3 separate regions of the Homo sapiens genome follow, and regions 2 and 3 are each linked to region 1. A link is a loop called in an ENCODE intact Hi-C map of the cell type or tissue named here. Cell type or tissue: A673. All regions are shown on one strand. Region 1 has its middle 18 kb from the start of LINC01878. Region 2 has its middle 34 kb from the start of MIR4776-1. Region 3 has its middle 49 kb from the start of LINC01878.

Region 1 (8,000 bases):
ACTGGGATTACAGGCATGAGCCACCATGCCAGGCCTATTTGTTCCCCTTTTACTGTTCATGATTTGCAAAGGCCTTTGAGAACAAATTTAATCACACTAACCACCAATAAGTTAGAATGAAAGTAATGCCTCTTCTGCAGAGATTAAAGTAAGAGCTCATGGAGCAAACAGGGTAAGCCACTCTATGATCTGCATGCAAAAGTGTCTCAGAGTAGGAATAGTGAAAGCACAGAAACACTCTTCTGGTAAAGAATTAGAAAGCCACTGGACCAGAAGCCAGACTTGGGCTCAGTGGAAAATGCTAACTCAAGAGGCAATATGCTGACTAGGAGTAAAATGTTCTCACCTTCTATGCTGATTAAATTATACCCAATTGCCAGAGACTGACTAAATTGTCATGTGATCAAGGAATTCTGTAGTATTGGATATTGCGTGGTATTTAAATAAGTGGGTCATCTGCTGGGGTGCAGAAATCTCATTAAAGCTTTTCACTGGAATGGTATTTTTGTAACTGAATTAGACTTTTATTACACCCAAGCAGTTCAGCTAGCATTGTCTCCCTTGTATAAAATAACTCCCTTTCTCAAACTATACAAATTCTTTTCCTCATCTTTCAAGGTTCATCTCCAGTCCCATTTTCTCCTCAAATACTCCCCTTGAAATTCCATTCCATGTTGTCAGAATTGTTCTTACAATTCGTGGTTGCACTTTCAGTACAGTTTTCTTTGACTTTTTCCACATCTAATTGTGACATGTACATGCACATGTAGTTTTCAAAAATTTGCTATGAGAGAGGGATGAGATGGGAAACTCCCTTGAACTTTTTATGTGCTATGCACTTTTGCATCATATTTAATCTTCACAGGTATTCCCTATGGTATGTATTCATATTTCCATTTTTCAGATGAGAAAATAGAATTCCAGAGATACTATATGCCTTGCTTTATTACACAGCTACTTAAGTGGCATCCTGGGATTCAAGCTCAAGTTAATTTTATTTCAAAGTCACTCATCATAATATCTTTCCAAAGACTGCTCTCTATGCATTTTGTGTTACAGAAATTGCATTTAGGAATTTGAATCTGTGATATCAGCACCACTGTCACCACTAAAGTGGAAGGAAAGATCATGGGCTTCAGGGAAAGAAAACTAGAGCTCTAATCCTGGTTCTACCACGCTAAACACCAGTCTCTTCTCTAAGTAATACATACAAAGCCTATGCAACTACCAAAAGAGGCACCAGTCTGGAAGAAGTGCATTAATGCATGCATTTTCAGAAGTACTCTTTACATAGTACTCACGTTGGGCTTTAGAGTAAAATCTGGTTTTGAAGATAGGATCTGCAACTCCTGGACCATGCTAACATCAGCAAGTTATTTAATTTCTTTAAAACACATATCCTCATCTGTAAAATGTATTTAATAATCACCACCTCAATGGATCATTAGAAGGATTAAATGAGGTTAAATACGAAAAGCTTTTAGCATATTTCTGGTCCATAGTAAGTGCTTCATCAAACTATCATTTGTACTCATTCCCACTGGATTAATAGAAATTAGGCATATATGCTAAGAGTACACTAATCATTGTGAATAAACATAAAAACTGATTAAATCCAAACCAAAAGTTTAGAAAATATAAAACTATTATTTTAATGTCCTTTAGTCTCGGTATCTGATATTCAGCAGGTCCAATACCAGAGTACTATTAGGTGATACTATAATACACAGCTGTGCAGCCAAAAGTATTTTTGAAAGTTTAAAAGAAAAAAAAATCACCTTTTCCTGAATTGACTAGAAAATACATTTATCTTATAAAGTTATCTCAGTCACTTTTTGTTTCATCACAAAATTTGGTAAAATTATGTGTAAGGGGCACTGAAACTCAAGTAATAAACACACACACATTTTAAGATTTCTGTATATTAGCCAAGATAATAAAAACACAATTATGATGATTTATTTTCTCTTTTGTCTGCATTAAGCAATAATAATAAAGCTAGACAGATCTAATCTCAGTAGAACTGACTCCGGTAAAAATGATGAACATAGACTTTATCTGTCTTGATAAGAATATTTTTAAAAAATTCTTTATATTTGTGCATAATTGTTTATATTGTGTGCATAATTGTTTATGCACAATTATTAGCGAACTTACAGCATAGATGCCTGTTTTCTACTAATCCAGTAGGAATGAGTACAAATGATAGTTTTACAAAGCACTTACTGTGGGCCAGCAGTATGCCAAAAGAAAACACATTATTTTTAGAGATGTTCCCATGTCAACATGTGCTCTAACATTTCTACAGAGATTTACAGTTGAAGTTTTCAGAGCCTTTGCATATGACATTATATTGTGGACCCTTCTCCAGGGAAGAAATATATCAATATTTTTAAAGATTGCTTAAACAAATCAGAAGTACCTAAAGGATGCAGATTCGACTGACTTAAATCTCATCCCAAAAGCTTGTATACTTTTTTGCAAGAACCTCATTTGAATGCTGGCCTATCAAGTCAAGCACAGCTATTTCGAGGGAAAATATAAAGGACCGCAGGAGTTAAATCTGCTGTTCATTAACATGAAAGGAAATTTCTTGCCCCATTTAACTAATATCTTAGTTGGTACAGTGTGACGAACAAATTTTAGTTGCTAAAATCTATTATACCTGCTTTAAATTGCATCTCCCTGTAGCCAGAGGCTCAATAGTTGGTTAAATTCAATTTGAGTTGCCACAGGCTGTTAATGAGTAGGTTTTCTATTTATTCTCTTAATTGTTCTTTATCTAAATTATCACTGATGATGAAATCTTACATGCACTACATTCCCACATAATCAGAAGGTCTAAATAATTTTTCCCCTTCAGGATAATGATATGGAACTAAAGGCTCATAAAAATCTTTAGGGATGGTTTGTTTTGTGTTTTTATATGTGCAACATTTAATTGCAAATTAAACAATTCCACTTGAACCTTGGTAGCATTAACAAAATATGGAAATAATAAATGAACAGAAAGTTATAATTACTAAGCCTATAGTAGGTGCCTAACAAATATATAAATATGTGCTGATTAAGTATCATAGTTGATTTCCAGCATTAGAAAGCCCTGCAAAACTTTTAAAACTCACAAGTTTTCTGTCTCAAGTACATCTTTGTAGATAATGTGTTATGTATATGACATGAATGTTGGAATTTCATTCTTAAATTAGTTACTGAGTTTATGATACAATAGCCACAGTAAAAATGAAAACAATGAATTGGGAGGGAAAATAGAATGTTCATCTATACCTATCACTTCCAGCAGAGGTCTCTAGAGAGCAACTAAAGTTATGGAAATAAGGGATATATGTTCAGTAATTTAAATAGAAAATTTAACTCTTCAGCTTCATGTGAGCCCTTTCTTTTCACCCACGCCCCTTTCTCTTTTGATGTCTGTGCTCCTTCATCAGATAAAAGACTGTCTAAAAAACTGATCAGAAGTAGACACAAGAGAACAGGTTAATCCCAAGTGCACCGGTGTAATGTGTCACAAAACAGACAATGTAATTATCTCAGCAGCCTGTTTAACCAGCTAATTCGGCAGCTTTGCATACCAGGGGTGAGCTCATCTGTTCACTAGATAACCAGCCAGGACATTTTTCACCAAGATCACTACAGTTTTACAAAAGCTTGTAAAAGCCTAAGGATTTAGTGTTTCATTGAATGTGATTTAAGAGCTTTTTGCAATCTTTTATTTATAGGGAAGCAACAGACTAACAAAAAGAGGAAAATGCAGATGAGTATTGTACAAGGCTCAAAAGATGAAGTCAATGATGTAAATATCCATATGTGTTCACTGAAAATGAAATATCTCTCTCTTTACTGGGAATCTCGACTTACAGAAAAGTGATTTTGAGGGCAAAGACTTCTAAGCCCAGTTTTGCTTTTCTTAGAAGTACATTTCTTTGCCATTGAACACATTCTTCATTTTGCTACAATAACACTCTTTTGGGGAATCAGTGTGAGCATTAGAGTCACATTGACTCGGACTTGAATTCTGGTTCTTCATCCTTTTTGTCTTCTTGATCTTGGGCAAGTTAGCTCCACAATTTCCTAATCTTTAAAATACTAATAATACATATTGCATGGTTACTGAGGGGCTTAAGTCATGTCAGGAAAATGCTTGGCACAAAGAGATAGCTAAATAAATAGTAAATACTATTACATGAGACACACACATATATGTATATATATAAAATATTGTATATACACACATACAGGCACATATATATATATACGTTTATATATACAAGTCAGTAACAAAAATTAACCAAAAACTCAGGAAACATATATTGTTACAAATTTTTTCCTTAAAATGACTATCCACTGATCTCAGTGACAAAACCATGTCCAGCAACTAGCACAGGGCCCCAAGTGCTTAATAATATTTGTTGAATGAAATAAACATAACAGACTAGGGGAAGAAAATCACTGAAGAATATATAAAATTAGCCAAAAATATTGACAATATTTTAAAGTAGTGTGTTTTCCTATTCAATATTTTCAGTAAATTAAACTTTGAAATCAAAGGACAGTAATTTCTATGTATAATAGCTTAGATGGAGCTTACACCTGTGATGTCACATGTCTCATCATTTGACATAGTTAAATGGCAATAGTGGCAGGAGAGTCCAAGTCTTAGACAATAATAAAAATAGCTTTGAAGGTGAGGGAAAGAAAAAGGAAGGTTCTGATTGAAAGTAAAGTCTGCAGAAGGGCCTGTTATTACACCAAAGTGACAAGAAAAGCACAAATGAATTACATCTGAGGTGCAATATGCCAAAGTATATGGCATGGGAAAACTCCATAGCCAGGGGGATGGCCAGGAAATAGATTTAAGAAAAAGCCAACCACCATCTCCTAGGTTCATGTGAAATAGCTTCAACAGCAAGTTCAAAGCCAGGGAAAAACAAAGGCTCTCTGCCTTTAGCTTCCATTCTACTACCAACAGAGACTGTTCACACATCAGCCAAAATGCAACTTGGATTTTGCTGCTCCCCTTCTCTAAAACCTCCTGTAACCCTGCTATGATTGACCTCTCTACTTCTCTTAATTTATTTCAAAGCACTCTTCCCTTGACGTGCTCCACTGAGACCATATTGGCCTCACTGCCATCTTTTGACAATAGCCTGAGGCATTTCTACCTACTATTAGCTGTCAGGAAGTCTATTCCTCTGACGTCTACAAGGCTTGCTTCCTCACCCCACTTCCTTCAGGTCCCTGCTCACATTTTACCCCTCACAAAGGCCTTTGCTGACCGCCCTTTCTAAAACTCCAACTCCAGTCACTCTCTGGTTTTTAATGCTGCTTAATTTTTTTCATAGCACTCACTGGACCTCAGTTTTCTTTATTTATTTGCTCATAAATATACTCTCTATTATCCCACTGGAATTTTAGCTCAGGGAGGCCAGGAGTTTATTTTCTTCCCTGGTCTATCCCCTGTGCCCAGAAGTCTCTGGCACATAACAGTGACTTGGTACACATATTTGTCAAATGAATGGTGGGAAAGGAGGACAGTAGCTGAATGTCTGTGTTGCCACCACATTTTATTCAATCTAGTTCCATATTGTATCGTAATTATGAATTTCTATGACCTGGTGCCACCCTTAGTTTGTCAATTCCTTTAAGTAGTATGGGGTCTTCATCTTTGACTAAAGCATCTGGCACCCTGTGGGTCTTAAGAAAATAGTTGTCTAGCAAACAAAAATTTTAAAAATGAACAAAAAGCACTAAATAGTGAACTTTGGAAGTTTTTTAAAAGTTGAGAATCATAGTGTATTTCCAAAAGTAAACACATTACGGTAATATTATGATGTAAGAAGTCCAGTAACAGATATCTTTGTCTCAGCCATTAATGAAAAGTTTCGGGCACAGACTTCATGTTGTGCAATTTTCAATACACATCAAGAAGTGTCTCATTATTATTATTCTTAACTTACAGGTGGGAAACCTGAAGAAAACACTTGTTAAGAATCCGGCCCAGAATTACAAAGCTAATAAGTGCCAGGACTTGAACCCCAGTCAGAGTAACCACTCTCTCGGAGTCCTACTCTTTAGACTGACCTTCTTGTATTTCAAATATAATTTTCCCCATTGCCTTTTATTATTAATACCATTGCCCATTTCTCTCTTTTAACAATCAAGTTAATATCACTAAATTTAAAACTTAATATATTGCAAAGTTTTGTTTGAATACCAAACTCTTAAAACATTTTAAATAATAAATGTGTATCTCCCCAAAAGGGGGAATAGATTAACGAAGGTTAATGTTGTCCTTGGGGTGGTAGAATTTAAATTTCATGAGTCTCTTATGCCTATTTAAAAGACAAAATAAATGTTACCATACTTTAGTAAAACCTGCATTTCAAGGCACTTCTATGATTTATGAATTTCTCTCCTGTAGAGAACAAGTGATACATAGCTAGAGTTTAATTCATTCCAACTCATCACATGTATTTTGTTACTCTATATCACCTTTCTAAATCAATAGGCAGCTGACATTGAGTACATGTATTTGGATTTGAAAAGGGACAAAAATTAGACTGTGAACTATTCCTTGTACAGGATTCTGTTAACATATTTTTATATAGTATCAGGTCAAACACCTTAACTCATTTTTTAAGACTCATTGCCCAATATTCTTCAGCTCCTGTATAATTTAGTCTCATACTGTGCTTGCAGGCAATATTAATTTGCATGGGTTAAAAAGGGTCACTAGTTTATTACTTAGTATCTGTATGGTCTTTGGCAAAGATAAAGTGTTATATAAATAGTGGCTGTGTGTCAAATTAAAAGTCCCTTCTTCAGAATCTTTATTTTTAAAGTTTTCTTAACTTTTTGTTATCAGGTTGATACGGTTTGGCTGTGTCCCCACCCAAATCTCATCTTGAATTCCCACGAGTTGTGGGAGGGATCCAGTGGGAAGTAATTGAATCATGAGGGCAGGTCTTTCCCGTGCTGTTCTTGTGATAGTGAATAAGTCTCACAAGACCCGATGGTTTTGAAAAATGAGAGTCTCCCTGCACAAGCTCTCTCTTTGCCTGCCGCCATCCATGTAAGATGTCTCCTTGCCTTCTGCGATGATTGTGAGGCCTTCCCAGCCATGTGGAAATGTAAGTCCAACTAAACCTCCTTTCTTTGTAAAAACCTAGTCTCTGGTATGTCTTTATCAGCAGTGTGAAAACGGACTAATACACAGGTCATTTATATAGTTTTATTCATAAAACTTGTCATTTTAAGGTACTTTTATTCACATATTTATTCATTTACTCAACAAATATTTATTGAGAGTCTATTATATTCAAGCTTTGTGCACGCACTGAGAATACAGTGGAAAAAACACAGACACAGAAAAACAATGTGCAAGGGCATTTTTGAATGCCATCATTATAAACTTGAATGAATAGTCAAGACTTCTTTGCATATATTGCACACAAGGCCAGGTCCTACAGTTAAAGGAAATGATGTAGTGCTTTGAAGGTTAAATCAATTCTCTCCACTAACTAGATTGCCACTTAAAAATATATATAAAATGCATATACATTAGCTATTCAAATACCTGTGCCTATGAATGATAAAAACAATAACTATTGTTGAAAAAACAATAACTATCATAATATAGGATATATTATATAGGATATATATATAGGTTGCTCAATATTTTGCTAAATTACTGAAGCAAATTGGAAATTTATTTCTACGGTGTTTTTAAAAAAGAAATTCTTTTCATCTTTTGGGTCATGGTTTAGATGTGTTTGGGATGAAAGGCAGAGAGATGGGTTAATTTTTGAACCAAAAATCATGGTATTCCAGGTAGAAGCAACCATAAGAGCTGTGGCAAGGAGTCCAGATGCCCAGCAGAGCAGCTAATTCCAATTGGTTAGGGCATAATGGTAGTGAAGAAGAAAAGTGGGAGATAACACTGAAATCACAGCATGGCAGGGGTGTTGACAGCTGTGCCAGGA
Region 2 (8,000 bases), 110 kb after region 1:
TGCAGCAAACCACCATGGCACGTGTATACCTATGTAACAAACATGCACGTTCTGCACATGTATCCCAGAACTTAAAGTATAATTTTTTTAAAAAAGGATAAATTCTCATCTTTCATAATAAGGAATTTATAGGTAACGTATAAAACTAAAGAGCAAAGACATAGCAATAAAGCATGTTACTTGGAAATATAGAATTAAATACCAGAATGTGTAGCTCAAAGTGTTGCAAATGGTTGTCTTAGCTTATAGGGAAGTGAAATGGGATTGGATGTGTCAGGGTTCTGCTGCTTTTTATAGTAAACTCACTGTTGTTTTTGACTTTTAAAAACATATATACATATATATTATCTTTTCTAGCATGTATGTTTTACTTTTAACAAATTTTCATTTATCTATGGAAGCAATCTTCAAGCCTACAAATGTGCCAGGAAAACTTGATTTTTACCTTTGGATGCACTAAACTACAAACATTTTTATATTATATCTTAAAGTCAGAAAGAGAAACATACGTTTGAAAATAAAGTGATCATATAGAAGTTAGATCAGGCCGTCACGATGGCTCACAGCTGTAATTCCAGTACTTCGCAATGCCAAGGTGAGCAGATGGCTTGAGCCCAGGAGTTTGAGACTAGCCAGGGCAACATGGTGAAACCAAGTCTCTACAAAATATACAAAATTTACCCACAAAAAGCAAGTAGTTGGGCTTGGTGGCACGCGCCTGTAGTACCATCTACTCCAGTGGCTGGGGTGGGAGGATCACTTGAGCCCCTGAGGCAGAGGTTGCAGTGAATCTTAATCAAGCCACTTCACTCCAGCTTGGGTGACAGAGCAAGGCCCTGTCTCAAACAACAATAACAACAACAAAAGTTAGATCAGCAAACATGCTAGGTTTTTGTTGTGTTTTTTGTTTGTTTGTTTTTTAATGTTCACCAGTTGAAGTCTGAGTGATTAGGGAATCTTGAACCTGGATTTTGAACTATACTATCAACAGCTTTAACTCCTTCCTCTCTCACTTCCCCAGTAATCCAGTTTTATAAAATTTAGATGAGGTTAGAATCTGTCATTTGTTATAGAGTAATGATTTGGTTATTATTATGTATAATAATTTAATATTAATATTACTAAAAACTAATTTAATTTATAATAATTTAATTATTATTATTATTGTAGGGCCATGATCGCAGTCATTGTTTCTCCATGTTGTAAGTCACAGTTTGGGAATATGCAGGCTATTTGGATTTATTTAATCCTTCTGTGCCTTTCCCCATTGTGTGACTTCATGTGGCCTCCTTACCGGCCTAACTGGCCTTTACTGGGAAGCCTGTCAGTACAGCTACTATTTAATAACACTTGGGCTGTCAAAATTCTTTCCTTTGTCAGAAGGACACCCTCCCAACTCCCTACCCCCACATCCTTGGAATAATATGTTAGAATGACAGCAACTCATGATGGAGCATATGTGCTCTATATCCTTTTGTTTTTCTTCTATCAGCAACAGGTATGTCATTAATGCTCACAAAACTGTTTAATCCTTTAAGCCTTGGTAAATTACTTGTTAAAATTATCTCCTAAATGAGTGATTTCTGTACATTATTCAATACTACCAAAACATATTCAGTCATTATTTTTAAATTTATTCACAGGCAGTTTCATAAAGCCTTCTCTTGGCCTTTTATTCTATTGAGAAAGATTAAAAATAATGTAACCTAAAACAGTTCTTTTTTATTTGTTATTCATTTTAACCTCATCCCTAAATGAGACTTTGGCAATATAATCATCATCTAGTACATATTCAAAGTACACTCAAAATTTGGTGATTCCTTCACTAGCCATTGATCTAATTTAATCTATATTAAGGAGGGGAAGCTCTTACATTACATACTATTTCATGATGTCAAAAGATAATGGTTGATCACAGGAACCACACCCTTCCCCTCAAAGGAAGAAAATTAAGGAGAAGTTACTGTTTCTTTCATGTGCCCATTTTCTTTACAGGACACAACTGATAAAAGTTTTCCGGAAAATAAATGGCCAAACTGATACTTCTTATCTTTTGAAAATTTAGAATTCATAGATACTTTGATTACTACAATTAAAAATTATCTAAAAATTGAGCGATTGGGATAGGGTTTAGCAGGGGGATTAGAGTGAGGTTTGAGGGTCCAGCTGATGGAATGTAGGAAGAGTAACAGGAAATGACTGTGGCCCACCAAGACACACTGGAGGTTTGATGATTGCTTTACCAGCTACTGCTGAATATTAGAAGAACAAGAAGTTCCACTAACACAACCTAAGCTATTACTATAAACTTAAAAGAATTGTTTAAGACCGTGCAAGGCAAAGCAAAAAAAAAAGAAAACTATATAGTCAGAAAAGGCAATAATGGTAAGTGGAATTTACCAGATGGGATTTTTGCAGAGAAAAGAAAGAGGAGAACAAGAGAACATATAAAGCAAGAAAGGAAAAGAGCTTGTCAAGAGGCTTTTGTATGAAAAAGAAAAAACTGTAGATAGATAGCTTACTGTTTACAACTGTACATGCTTAAGAGACAACGGGCATATCTAAAATAAGAATTAACTTAAAACATCTGGGACCTGTTGTTATTATCTACAACATGTAGCTTTGACAGAGATATCAGAATATTAAACTACAGTAGTTCAGAGACCAGTGTCCCTTTAAGTAGTATTTGAAAATATACTTTAAGGGAGATCTACATCAAAATCTGATAATTTATCTGGTCTGGAATGCTCTCTTTGAAATTTACCTTATTAATAAATTACTAGCAAAATAAATTTTGTTTTCTGATATATATTGGGTATTTGTACCCTCCAAATCTCAAGTTGAATATAATCCCCAGGGTTGACGGTGGGGCCTGGTGGGAGTTGATTGGGTCCCATGGGGCAGATCCCTCATGAACAGCTTGGTGCCCTCCTCACAGTAATGAGTGAGTTCTCACTCTGACTTCACATGACATCTGGTATTTTAAGAGTGGGGCACGTTCCCCCTTCTCTCTCTTGTTCACTCCTGCCATGTGATACACCAGCTCCCCTTTTGCCTTCCTCCATGATTAGACGTTTCCTGAGGACTTACCAGAAGCTAGGCAGATGCTGATGCCATGCTTGTACAGCCTGCAGAACTGTGAGCCAAATAAACCTCTTGTCTTCACAAATTACCCAGCCTCAGGTATTTCTTTATAGCAACACATAACAGACTAACAGAGTTTTTTAAATTTTTGTTTAATAAAAAATTATTTAATTTATTAATTTAAATAATAGCTTATTTAAATTAATTATTAAATTTTATTGATTTCTAAAATTGTATTAATTTTTTCTAATGAGTATGCCCTGTATTCTATGGTGGCAACAAAACTTACCAGTATAATGAGTTCTTTAAGTTTCGATAGCCCTAATCAACTCTGATATGCTATTATCTCATGCAGGTTTCATTTTCCCATATTTATCCTTAATATCTATAGAGGTAGAGACTAACAGAATTCTCATGACACATCCAACATGGCGTAAGTTTTAGTTTGGAATTGCCTAATAAACAATATCTCACCAGAGTGCAAAAATTAAAGGTGACATATTACAATTTGAAAAACGTAAAACAAATGATTTTTAAAACTAGTTAAGCTACTTTTTAAAATCATAAAGTGATGTTTAATAATACATTGGGACAAAATAAAGGAAACTGCCTTGGGGGATTAAGAAAAAACAACACTACACTGCAAAGAGAAGCACAAATATAGACAAGCTTATGGAGAGTAACAGCCCACCATCTACTTATGCTTTTCACTTACAGCTCTATTATGCTCTTAATTGTGAGGTCTAGTAAGACCACAACTTGTTGATTGCCGAAACAGGAGGGCTACACATAGGATCATCATACAGTGCAGCACCACCTGGTGACAGAATGAATAAAAACCACACACACGAGAAAAGCTGATTAAATCGGCATGAATTCCATACTCAAAGATGGGGAAGCAGGAGTCAGGGAACTAAGGTAAAGGCATGTACACTCCCTCATATTTCTCTGTCACTCACATTGAATCCTAACAACCCTCTTCCAAATTAACTTTCTACACATCTCCATATTTTTGGAACATCCAACGGAAAAAAAAATCAGGTCTGTTTCCAATTGAAAAAAAAAAAAAATCAGGTCTGTTTACCTTTTGCAAGAGAAGCAGGTGTATCTTGAGCGAATCTTGACGCTTATAACATTTCCAAAGCTGTCTTCACGACCTCTTAGTACTCAAGAAGTCTTTTTATATTCTCTAGAATACTTCCTCTTTTTCTAAGAGAAAGAAAATAAAATCTAATATTTTAAAGATTTTTACCAACTGGAGCTAAAACTTGTTTTTAGAACTTATTTGTTATTTAATTTTATAATTGCCTGTATAACCCTTAATATGTATTACAGAGAAAGATGCCTAGGAAGTCAAAGAAATGCAATGGAATTGGATAAATTTAGTTATACCAAAGAACCTTCCAGACGAATCCACTAAGACTCAAACTACCTTCCAAAGATGCCAAATACAGTCATGGTTAGAGTATAGATCCATTCACAAACCATTTCATCAATATGAAGCAAGGGCAAGAAAAGGCTTTTTGGTTTTGATTTGGTTTAGTTTGCTACTACAAACTGTCCTGCCATCCTATGGGTATCTCATTTAGTTTGCTGTTTCAGAAAAGAACAATGAATTTTGTGCTTCAAAAGAGGCTTTTTGCCTGTTCTGTCCCTTTAAAGTCAATAGCTTTTTGAAATTGTCCTGCTGACCCCAAATAAAAAATTCTGAAAGAGATGCTCCTGACTCTTCAGAAACCCATTATGTGACAGGACTGACTGAGCTAATCCTGTGAGTGTTTTACTGCCCAGCAGAGATGTGGTGGCTTTGGTGGATTATTGTCTGGCTGCCCTAATGGAATTCCTCTGAGCCCAGTGGGAGATGGGGAACGATTTTCTGCTCCCAAGAAATTAACTGCTCTAAGTCTGCGGAATGCGGTAATTTTTTATTTCCTAAACAAACTCTTTCACCTGTTTCAGTTAACTTGTACAATGTCAGAAAAGCATGAGGGCTCAGAGGAGTGAAACTAACCTGATTTTATTCTTTCATTCAACTATTTATTAAACAGATACTGAGTGCCAAGTACTTTGCTAAGTAACTGAAAACTAATGAAAAATAAAAAAGAAGGCAGAACTATAAAGCGGGATCTGATATGGTAATACGTTATGTTTTTATTTGGTTTATGAAACGCTTTCTAACATGAAATTTCAGTAAGCTTAAAGGACAACCCTGTGAAAAAGGAAGCGTGGTTATTAATATCATTTTATAGATGAAGGTCACATAACTAGTAGGACACAGTGCCAGGAATAGGACTCAGGTCTTTCTTTCAATTCCCTCTTCCTCATATCATACCCCCTGACATTTCAATGCAGCCACTTTTGAAAGTGGAATATTTGAAAAATAGTCTATTATATTGGTTGTCCCACACAGCAAGTCTTCAGCACATAAATGAAACTGGCACTTCATTAACATAGGTTTCTAAAATTTAAGTCACTTGCCTAGAGTTGCCCCGCTCTTTTCAATCTAAAAATAATGGTAAGCTGGGTATAAATGTCTTCCTGTTTCAGTATTTTCAGAGAGCTCCATAACTAACACTTTTGCAAGAAATAACTTCTGAGTTATTCTGCTCTTTTCTTTCCCAGCAGTGAAACACATGGAAATAATCATGTTGATTAAATATTACAAGTAGAACTAGAGAATTTCATTGCCTCAAATCTGAACTAGGAATGGGAAGTTATTTTCTTATTTTAAGGTTCTTATGCTACAAAAGCAATAAATATACACCTGATTTTTTGGTAATGCATTCAAACTATGGAAAGTGATCTAGGGAAAACATGATTGAGGCCAGGTGCGTTGGCTCCTGCCTGTAATTCCAAGACTTTGGGAGGCTGAGGCAGGTGGATCACTTGAGATCAGGAGTTTGAGACCAGTCTGGCCAACATACTGAAACCCTGTCTCTACTAAAAATACAAAAATTAGTTGGGCATGGTGGCACACACCTGTATTCCTGGCTACTTGAGAGGCTGAGGCACAAGAATCGCTTGAACTTGGAAGGCGGAATTGCAGTGAGCCAAAATCATGCCACTGCACTCCAGCCTGGGTGACAGGTGATGAGTGAAACTCTGTCTTAAAAAAACAAAAAAAGCAAAGAAAAGAAAGAAAAAGAAAAACATGATTGTATCTCTTTACCCGGCCTACTTCACCTGGTCCAATTCACCTGACATAAATATTGTTAATCCTGTTAAACAGGTAAACACTATTTAGTGTAGATTATTCCAGAAGTTCATTTTATGTGCTAATTTTTTAACCTATGGTGATGACTCTATATATGATACCAATTTGCCTTTCTATGCTCACCCAACAGTACATGTGAACATATTTTTATGTTCATACACGTAGATTGTCCACATTTTAATAAATATTGAGTATTTCATAGTATTTATATACTATAATTTGTATTAACTATTTCCATTGATGTACTTTCAGCAATTTACAGCTTCTTGATTTCCCACGTCATAACAAATACCTCTGCTCATGTTTCTGTGCACATATATAAGCATTACTGCACAATAGATGCCTAGGAGTAAAGCTGCAGGTCAATATCTTTACAAATGGCATTTTGATTACTGAAATTACCCTCCAAAAAGCTTTACCCTATCATCTTATGCTGTGAGCAGCCTTGCATGTGATTGCCATCCTTTTAATGTTTGTAATCTGATGGCAAAAAATAATATTTCATTGTCACGTAATTTGCATCCATCTGATTAATAGTGACATAAGTGTCCCATCACATGAACAGCCTGATTTCCTTTTGGATAATTTTCTCTTCCCCATCTGATAGTCTGATGGCACTATTAATAAAGACGCCCTGCCTTCTTACCACATGCATACTGCAATGAGATTTGTATTCTCTACCAGATAAAATTCATTTGCTTTGTGATGAACAGGAGTCATTTGCTTTACGACGGACAGAAAACATCTACACCATTCCACAAGTTAACTTTCATCCCACGAAGTTGCTAAATAGACTGACCAAAGACAAAGTGCACACCCTCATAGAATCAGACAATCCCCAGAGAGTCTGCTAGACTACAACCAGATTGAAGGAATACGCAGTGATCTTTTTCTCTCCCATTTCAAATGTATTTCACAATATTAACTTTTGGGTCACTGTTCTCACCAACCCAGCCACCAGAGTCAGGTGGGTATTATGATAATACACATTAATCATGAATATAGTAGAAAGAAATGATTCCTAGTCTATATTCCACAAATGTACTAATTTACAGATTCTACAAATTTAGACATGTGCAAGACAATACAAATCAATTAGTTTTTGTAATATCCCTTAAAAAGTATAAAAGGAAAAAATTGTTTTAGTTTTATATTAAAAATGACTTTATGTAAGTAGCTTAATTTATTTTCATCTCTGTTATTAAAAATAATTGTCCTGTTTACCTCAGAGAGTTAGTGAAAAGGATTAACTAAGATAACATGTATGACTCTTTGAAATATATAAGTTACTTTACAAAGGCAAGTTGTTTTCACTGTAATTTAGTCATCTACTGGAGAAGACAAAGCAGGGAACTAGGAGTCAAGAGACCGGAATCCTAGTACTTTTTCTTCTATAAACTAGTCATTTAAATTTTGGTAAATGCAAAATGTTTGTTTATATGTAAAATAAGAGAATTAAAATATCTGATTTTTTCTGGTCTCAAATTGCAATTCTTATCACATTAATAGAAGATGATAGGGAAAACAGAAGGGTGATTGATTGATTGATAGAAAATCGACAAGCATTTATTGACTGCCTGTCCCTGTGATTTAACAATGAATTTAACCTGGATCTTGCCCTCAAGGAACTTAGCCTATTTTTAAATCCTTAGCCACAAATAGAATAGGCATTTGGGAAGAAGAAGACATTCACAGTAGGGCA
Region 3 (8,000 bases), 66 kb after region 1:
AGTTGTTTTAAATTACTGGTTTGATAATTTCAAAATCCCTGCTATATCTGAGTCTGGTTCTGAGCTTGTTCTGTCTCTGCAAACTGTGTTTTTTTTTTTTTTCCTTTTATTATGCCTTGTAGTTTTTTGTTGAAAGCGGGACATGATGTACTAGGTAAAAGGAACTGTAGTAAATAATCTTTTAGTTATATGGTAGTAAGGTATGGTGGGAGGAGAAGCATACTATAGTCCTGTGATTAGGTCTCAGTCATATAATGAGGCTGTATTGCTGGGCTGTAATCTTCACAAGTGCTTCTAAGTTTTGCCCCCACTTAGTGGGACAGGATGGCTTAGAGGGGGCTGGAGTTGGGTACTTCCCTTCTTTGATGTCAGTTAGGTGCTGATAAAACCCCAGTAGATTAGGTTCCAGCAAAATAGTTTCTCTTGAGGGCAGCATGTGTTAGGAATAACAGAATTATCTGAGCATATTTCACAATGGCTGCTTTTTCCCTCTCCATGCAGAAAGGATAGGGAATATTTCTTTCCTTTTTACTGTGAGAACCTGGTAGAGCTCCTGAAAGTAGAACCTAGAAAACATGGGGCTCACCTAAAACTGGGCTCTCCTGGAGTTTTTAGCATTCAGGTTTGTTCATACTGAGCCTTCAGCAATTAGCCAATTACAGTTTAAGTTTTCCTCTCTTGACCCAGCTCCCACAAGGTTTATTCTCCTTTAAGTTGTGCTTCTCTGTATTTGCCAGTCTGTTCCCAATTCGGGGGATAATGGTTTGCCCTGTGTTCTCAATTCTCTGAGGGATCTAAGATTTGTTGCCTTTCAGTTTATTCAGTATTTTAACTGTTAGAATGGAGTGATGACTTCCAAGCTTCTTACGTGCTGAACCAAAACTGGAACTCCCGTCTAGCACGTTTTGAAGTGGCCCAGAGAACTGAAACACATTGCACTGTAAGCTACAGCTCCCACTAAACAATTTTTATTGTCTATTTTTATTCCTTAACATTATCTACTCTTTATAGTTTATGCTTTTTAAAAAACTTTTGGTTAAGAAATTGGTCTACTTTCCCATCAACTATCTTTGGTTAGAACTTTACATTGACTACCCCTTCTGGTAATACTGCCCCCCATATGACAAATCAAAGTATGGGTTTACTCCAGGCTGCCCTGACTCTCTGTCTTTGCATCCTTTCCCCAGCTATAGTGTGGCATATTCCTGGGGTAGAAGCCCTTCTGCCAGGCTGCATGCTGCAGGAGGTACATGCAAAGTAAACAAGACAAAATGAACATCATCACACATTCAGCTTCATTACATGAACGGGAAATTGAAAGCAACATTTCCATCACATTTTCTCAATAATCAATGCCATGGAATTTTAATAATGAAAGATAGAGATTAGTACATTGTGATGTAGAGTGTTTTCAGGGAACTAGGATATTGCCTGAAAATAAATAGCATTGAACATTTCCTCACTGTTAAGTTTATGCTAGGTCCTCTTATGTCTCGCTTATCATAATTCTCTGAAGCAGGTTCCTTTGAAAAAGGCTCCATTCTTATCCCATCCTTTGTTACACTCTCTCCATGTTTTCATAGACCGTAAACTCGCTAATGCATACACATGGCAGGGACCAAGTCTCATCTCAGTGCATCTTGTGTCACGGTGTACCCATCAATCCACTGTGCACTGAAAAAAGACTACAGCCCTACAACCTCTTTACTCGGGTTTTGTGCATGCTGCTTAATTTCACTGCATCTGTCAAGCCGTTCTTTATCGAAGAGTCTAACAGCCTTTGAGTGCACGGTGCTCTATCACTTATGTAGGGGTTATATTGATCTTTCTGGTGTGTGCTCTAAAGTGGCTGGCATCAAAAGCCAGTGAGGCAGCCAGTTTGAGCAGTATGGGCCATTTACAAACTTCAGGATGAGATGTTGCAGGATGCCAGGGAAAACATTTTTGTTTTTCCAGAGGGAACCATAGTTCATGAAATGTGGTTAATGTACCATGTTTGTATACCCTTAAAATCATTTTATAACCACACTGAGTGCCTCTAAACATTAAATATATTTTATAAGTAGTTGGTTAACTAGCTGTTGTATGCTTTAAATAGTAAATAAAATGGAAAGGCACTAAACAGTGACTATATTTCATAGAGTAAGATGCTTTTCCAGCCACTCAATAATTCTCAATGTTAAGAAAAATTGATTTTAGAGGCTGAGTGCCTCTAAAAATTAGCATCTTATCTTCCTACAGGGGATGATATTCAGTTAGTCTCCTTTCTTCCAGCTTTTGACTTAATGGTCTCTAAGGGTCCCTCCTTTCTGAAAAATTCTGTAGGTTATGTTGGATTATAATTTGGGCATATATGTAATTAACTGGGCAAAATATAAATCAGGAAGCAGTTCCATCTTGGCTTTTTTTGAATCTTAATTGCAAAAGAACTAGCTCTTCACACACTAACCATTCCATAACTCCCATCTCTTCTCTCTCCACCAAAGACTGCATAGAGTCCAAGCACTGCATAGAGACACCTATAGCAAATTAAATCATTTTCCTAATTCTTTAGCAACTCTGGCCTTTAAGGAAGTCATATTGCCAATATTGAGACTTTTAAGATAAATAGAGTAATAGCTGACAGCATCACAAAAGTTGAGAACTGAAGTACTCAGATACTCCACAGTTATGGAAAACTGTGTTAAAAGAAGATGCAACTCTTAGTCCTGCCTAAACCACAACCAGCTGGGTGACCCTTGAGATGTCACAGGGCATCCTTGAGTAATCTGTTATAACCTCGGTAATGTAACTCATCAGTCAAATGCATAGTTTGAGCTAGATTCCAGAACCTGGCAGCAGGATAATCTCCATGGGTTCCTTTTAGATCTAATAATTTATAAATTACTTCTAGCTGTTTATCTCATTCTGAAGAACCATGTGTCTCAAGTGTTCTCAACAGTTCCACAGCAGTGGGTGGCTGGCATGTTGAAGCCTGAGGAAGAACAGATAAGCATCAAACTTCCTGGGTACATATGCTTATACTTAGAAAGAATGCAAAGAGTGAACAAAATTCTTCTCAGATACACCCTCAAAATTCCCACTGATGTCATTAGGAACTATGTGGGATTAGATGAGTATGCGTTGCTGATTTGAGTCAAATCCAGCAGTGAGCTGGCACTGATTTTTCCAGGTTAGAATGATGTTGCTTCCTGGTTCACAGACTTGAGAAAGATGTGGCAAAAAGCAAAACCCCAGGATACTATAGATTATAATTTGGGCACATATGTAATTAATTGGGCAAAGATCTCTGAGGTGGCGGTATTGCATCAATTGCCATTGTATCCCTAGCATCCAATCAATAGCAGTTGATCAGTGAACATCTGTGGAGCTAAACTGAATCCCATAAACAAATGCAGCATAGCAGACAAAAAATGTAAACTGTCTAAAATGAAAATCCAAGAAGGCTGAGGCAGCACTCAAAATGAGCCCTCTAGTCAATAGTGTTATAACAGAAATGCCACGAAAATCATAATCTCCCAAAAAAGGAATCATTTCGCTGATTGGATTCAATCCAGAATTTGCTTTTCCAGCCAAAAAGCAGAGTAGGGTCCCACCCTTCCTCCCAACACAAATACATCCTCAAATACAGAGAAGTAAGGCAAAGGACACAGACAATGTCACCTTACTACTGAAGTAAACAATAGTAATTAACAATAGATGGCTTACCTTGTGCCAGCTACTCTTCCAAAAGCTCTATGGGTATTATCTAATTTAAATCTCACTACAGTCCTCTTAGGTAGACATTGTTATTGCCATTTTATATTATAGTTAAGGAAAAACATGCACCAGTGTTTTGAAAAACCTCAAAGTCTGGGCAATTTAGAAGACAGATGACTGACTCTGTAGCAATAGTCACTATAGATAGCTCTGTATTTAAAATCTGAACTTCTAGTGGTCTACCACTATACAAATAAAAATATTCTCCAATTAATGTAAAACTCCATGATGTGAGAAAGCATTATAGAAAAGAACAATATGAAACACAGGAAATGAGTCAGCAAACCAGAAGTCCAAAATGATGTGGCCAGGAAAAGAAACAATTACCATAGCCACAGTTGGAGAAAGATTTTATCTGTCCCATTGGGTATGATCTCACTATGTATAATCCCAGTGATTAGGATATGTGTATATTCGTAACTTTTGATGCACTAGAGAATTAAATAGGCCAATAATTTTGTATACAAAAGGGCATTTTTTTTCCATGGCTAGCCCTAGGCAAAATTGTAGACTATGATGGAGTAATGGGCTTATATATCAGATCTGGATATGAATTATGACTTTTACCAACTGGTCACAAGTCCCATGGCTGTCCTGACAGAGGTCCAGGACCCCTTCCTGAACAGCAACCATGGTAGCTCACTAGTATTTAATTTTTCCTCTTAACTGTGGAATGCAACCTCATGTTAATAAGACTTAGATAAAATAGGTGAGTAAACAGAGAGTAGACCCAACTTTTGAACGCCTCAGTGGTTATATCTACTTCTCCTATGTAGAAGACTAACCCTGATTATTAACTTATTCGATGTTTAGTCAACAGATGTTTGTTGAAACATACAATGTGTCAGAAACTGACTAGTATCTGGGGATAAATCTAGTGAGAAAGGTCTCTACAAACATTGCTAACAAGGGAGACTAACAAATATAGTGAAGCACTAATAAGTGCTAGGAGAAACGTAAAGGAGGCAGTGTGGCTTGGCAAGGAGTATGGTGATATCAGATATCAGATGATCATGAAAGGCACTGCGGAAATTACATTTAGCACAGAGCTGAAGGAGGTGAAGGACCAAGTCATGAAGATACTTAGGGAAAAGGGTGAAACCCTGATGTTTCAAGGTAGATGTATGTTGTCATATTCAATGAGTTTTAAGTAGCAGAAGGGTCAAGCTGGGAAAGGGTAGCTGGTTAGCTCAGATCAATCAGGTTTCATCCTTAGCCTTATAGGCCATAATAAGCATTTCGGTTTTTATTCTAAGAGAGATGAGAAACATGAAAAAATCGTATGATCCTTTAGGTTTTAAAAGGACCATTCTGGCTATGGGTTGAGAATGGGGAGGAGGCAGAGTGAAATGAAGGTGATAAGTTAGAAGACCATTGCAAATCCCAACTTTCTTTCAAGGCTTGGGCAAGGATGATTTTGCTGGAGGTGGTGAGAAAAGGTTGATTTGGGAGACATTTGGGATTAAAGCCTGGAGCTTTGCTGATGATTTGGATATGGGATGTGAGGAAAAGAAAGGATGCAAACATGACTAAGATTTTTGCCTGAGCAACCAGAATATTAACTAAATGATTATAGCATAATCTCAGTTTTCTTTCCTCAAAGACATCTGTTTAACTTTTCAGATTAGTTATGACACCACACAACTTATCACACACAAAAAAAGAAAAAGAAATTCTATCACATTATATCTAGCCTCCACTCCCTAACAGAAGTTGAGGTCATTTACAACATTAAAACCTAAATAAAGTCAAACAGTTGGAATAGAAATAAAAACACAAACAAATAGAAGTGAAAAATAGTAGGAAGACATAGAACCTAGGAAATATTCCCTACTTCTGTTTCTAGCTGAAAGAACAAGCTAAATTGCTTGAATTCCAGAACTTCAAATCAAGGAACATGTTTCCTCAGATGCTCCACCCAAACTGTAATAATTGCTTAAGCCCCACAAATCCAGAATTAACACAATTTGCTAAAGTAGGCTGGTGCCAGCCCGAAGGTATATCAGGGACAAACACTACAGAATGAGAGAAGAAAGGTCATTCACCAGGTTTGGGGCCATAAAGAATACACAATTGTCCACTTCCCTGCCTGCAGAGCCTGTCTCTTCCTTGCCAATTCCCTTTACCACGCATCCAATAAGCCCCGGTTTTCTGGGTGAAGTGTGCCTTTTTTCCCTAAGACTCTTGATTCCTCGAAGTTTTAAGTTTTTCTACCAACCCATTCTTCCTCAAATTAATAATACTGTGAGCTGAGACTCGTCTGTTCTGTGTGACCCCTTTTTGCCTCCCAGGGACTCTTACGCATATCCCTAAGACATAAAAGGAACCAGTTTGTCTTTCCTTTTCCTACTCGAAGGAATGTGTGAGAGTCATTTCTGTTGAGCCATTGCCCTGACACCTAATATTTTCATAAGGAATAAGCAAACTGTCAGGTTTAGTCAGACTCGACACTCCTCATAGGCAACTTCAGAATTTAAAGTCACCAGCACTAAGATTACTCACCTTTTCAAACAGTCTCTAATCTGAGCTCCATGTTTGGGAGTTGAACTAGGCTGGCACCATTGCTTTAAAGTCTTAATTATTTCAGCACAGGATGGTTATGGAGAGGCTTAGAAAGTACTATATAATTTCATCTGTTTAATAACATTTCAGGAACTGGAATCAAAAGAATGGTAATACTCTAGATTCCAGTGTCAATGTCAAACCTCCCATGGATGTGGTCTTACAATCTGGATCTGAGGAAGGGGTTAAAAGCATTTCAGATAAAGAAAAGAAACTTAGCCTTGCAGCCCACCTGGAACATCACCATCCCCTTAATGAGTAAACCTGGCAAATCTTTCCAATAAGGAAGAAAGTAGAAGCAGAGTCCTCAGTTCCCTTTCATACAACTTATGATACCAGAACCAGAAGGGCCAAGAGGAACAAGGCAGCCAGACGTACCATTCCTGAAATAAAAGTCAAAAAATGGAAACACAATAATCTCTTGAAACCCCTCCCACATATAAACACTGACCTGGGCGTGGAAATAAGAGGACACCTGTCTCCTCAGACTGGGCCACAGACACTGGCATGGAAATATCTTTGAAGGTAGTTCCCCACATCTGTCTTCTGAAAGCTATACATAGATATTTTCCTTAATGATAATTTTTATTGATCACTTATTGTGTGCCAGGAATTATATGATTTCTTTACTTGTAGGTCATGGTAACTTTAGGGAGTACCATTATTTCCCTTAAGATACACATTCCTTACCCACAGTAGATTTTCCTTCATTTAATTCTAAGTCTTGTTGATCCACATTGTTTTCCCAAGACTTCGAGAGTAACAACACTTGAGTGGTGAAGTTCAAAATATTTTAGACTAATGAAAATGACCTTGAGACAACATAATCTAAAGTTTGAGTTCTGACTTAACCTCTTAGTCTTATTTAGTAATGCTACATAAGTAATGCCCCTATTGCCTCCTAAATAGTTCATTTCATTTTAATCTTGTCCCCGTTCTGAAGCTGAGGCTGGATTAGAAAAATTGACTTGCTTCCATGAAGATGTCCAGTATAGATGTATAGGGCAGGCTACAATCCCATAATCAACAGGTTTGATGACTGGGAGACACCATGGGTGGGGCTAAAAGTCCTCTAAGAACCCAATGATCATTAGTGAGGAGAGACAACCCCCTTCCTCCAGCTCTTGGTGTTTGGATGTTTGAGCTGTCAAATGAGGATTCTTGGAGATTTTAATTATGCTTTGCATTTGAGGTCAGAAGCTGGGCTTTGTTCTTCCTTGTCACCCTATACCCTGCGCAGAGCCTGACATGCAGAAGATGCTCAGCCATGTTTTGGGAGAGAAGGGAGGGAGGTAAAAAAGAAGGGAATGACATATGGTTAAACACAGGACTAGATCAAAGAATATGCTTGCAAATAAATATTGCCCTGTGATATGTCTTCTGTTTTTAATCTTGAGGGATATTTTTTATTATTTCACTTTTTATTGTTTAAAAATTTTTTTCCTTTAATAGGAATAAACTATGAGAACAAATATTTGCCTTTTTATTTTATTTTTCATGTCTGCTTTATGGCAGCAAGCACAGGATTAGCAGAGGCTTTACAATATTTATGATTTGACTTACTTGCAATGAATATTATTTCATATTGATTGAACTTTAAGTTAAATAAAATTTTCATGCAAACTTTTTTTGCTTTTTAAAAAGCTTCTTCAGATTCTGAAGTTTAAATCTTGTCCCCA

What was found. A loop is a pair of places that touch in the nucleus more often than their neighbours do. Peaks named below come from ENCODE experiments on the same cell type or tissue, not always from the same donor. Only the 100,000 strongest peaks of a DNase experiment are listed, where the experiment ranks them.
Region 2: it touches region 1 in a loop (8-fold over the local background); 32 of 110 quality-filtered maps call a loop at or near these places.
Region 3: a loop joins it to region 1, with 2.5 times the contacts of the local background. A loop is called at or near these places in 2 of 110 quality-filtered maps.

The regions. Positions count from the first base shown.
Region 1 is chr2:212,773,816-212,781,815 of GRCh38, forward strand. No RefSeq gene overlaps it. Among named protein-coding and RNA genes, the nearest start is that of LINC01878, 18 kb to the right of the region's middle. In A673, a CTCF peak has its summit at 3,285 (motif pointing right); a DNase peak (open chromatin) is centred at 3,336; H3K27ac peaks cover 1,626 bases.
Region 2 is chr2:212,888,517-212,896,516 of GRCh38, forward strand. No RefSeq gene overlaps it. Among named protein-coding and RNA genes, the nearest start is that of MIR4776-1, 34 kb to the right of the region's middle. In A673, a CTCF peak has its summit at 3,898 (motif pointing left); DNase peaks (open chromatin) are centred at 3,895 and 4,885; H3K4me3 peaks cover 737 bases; H3K27ac peaks cover 2,007 bases.
Region 3 is chr2:212,839,975-212,847,974 of GRCh38, forward strand. No RefSeq gene overlaps it. Among named protein-coding and RNA genes, the nearest start is that of LINC01878, 49 kb to the left of the region's middle. RefSeq lists enhancers at 3,458-4,657, 3,891-4,185. In A673, no CTCF peak of the experiment used is centred here; DNase peaks (open chromatin) are centred at 2,947 and 4,057; H3K27ac peaks cover 2,883 bases.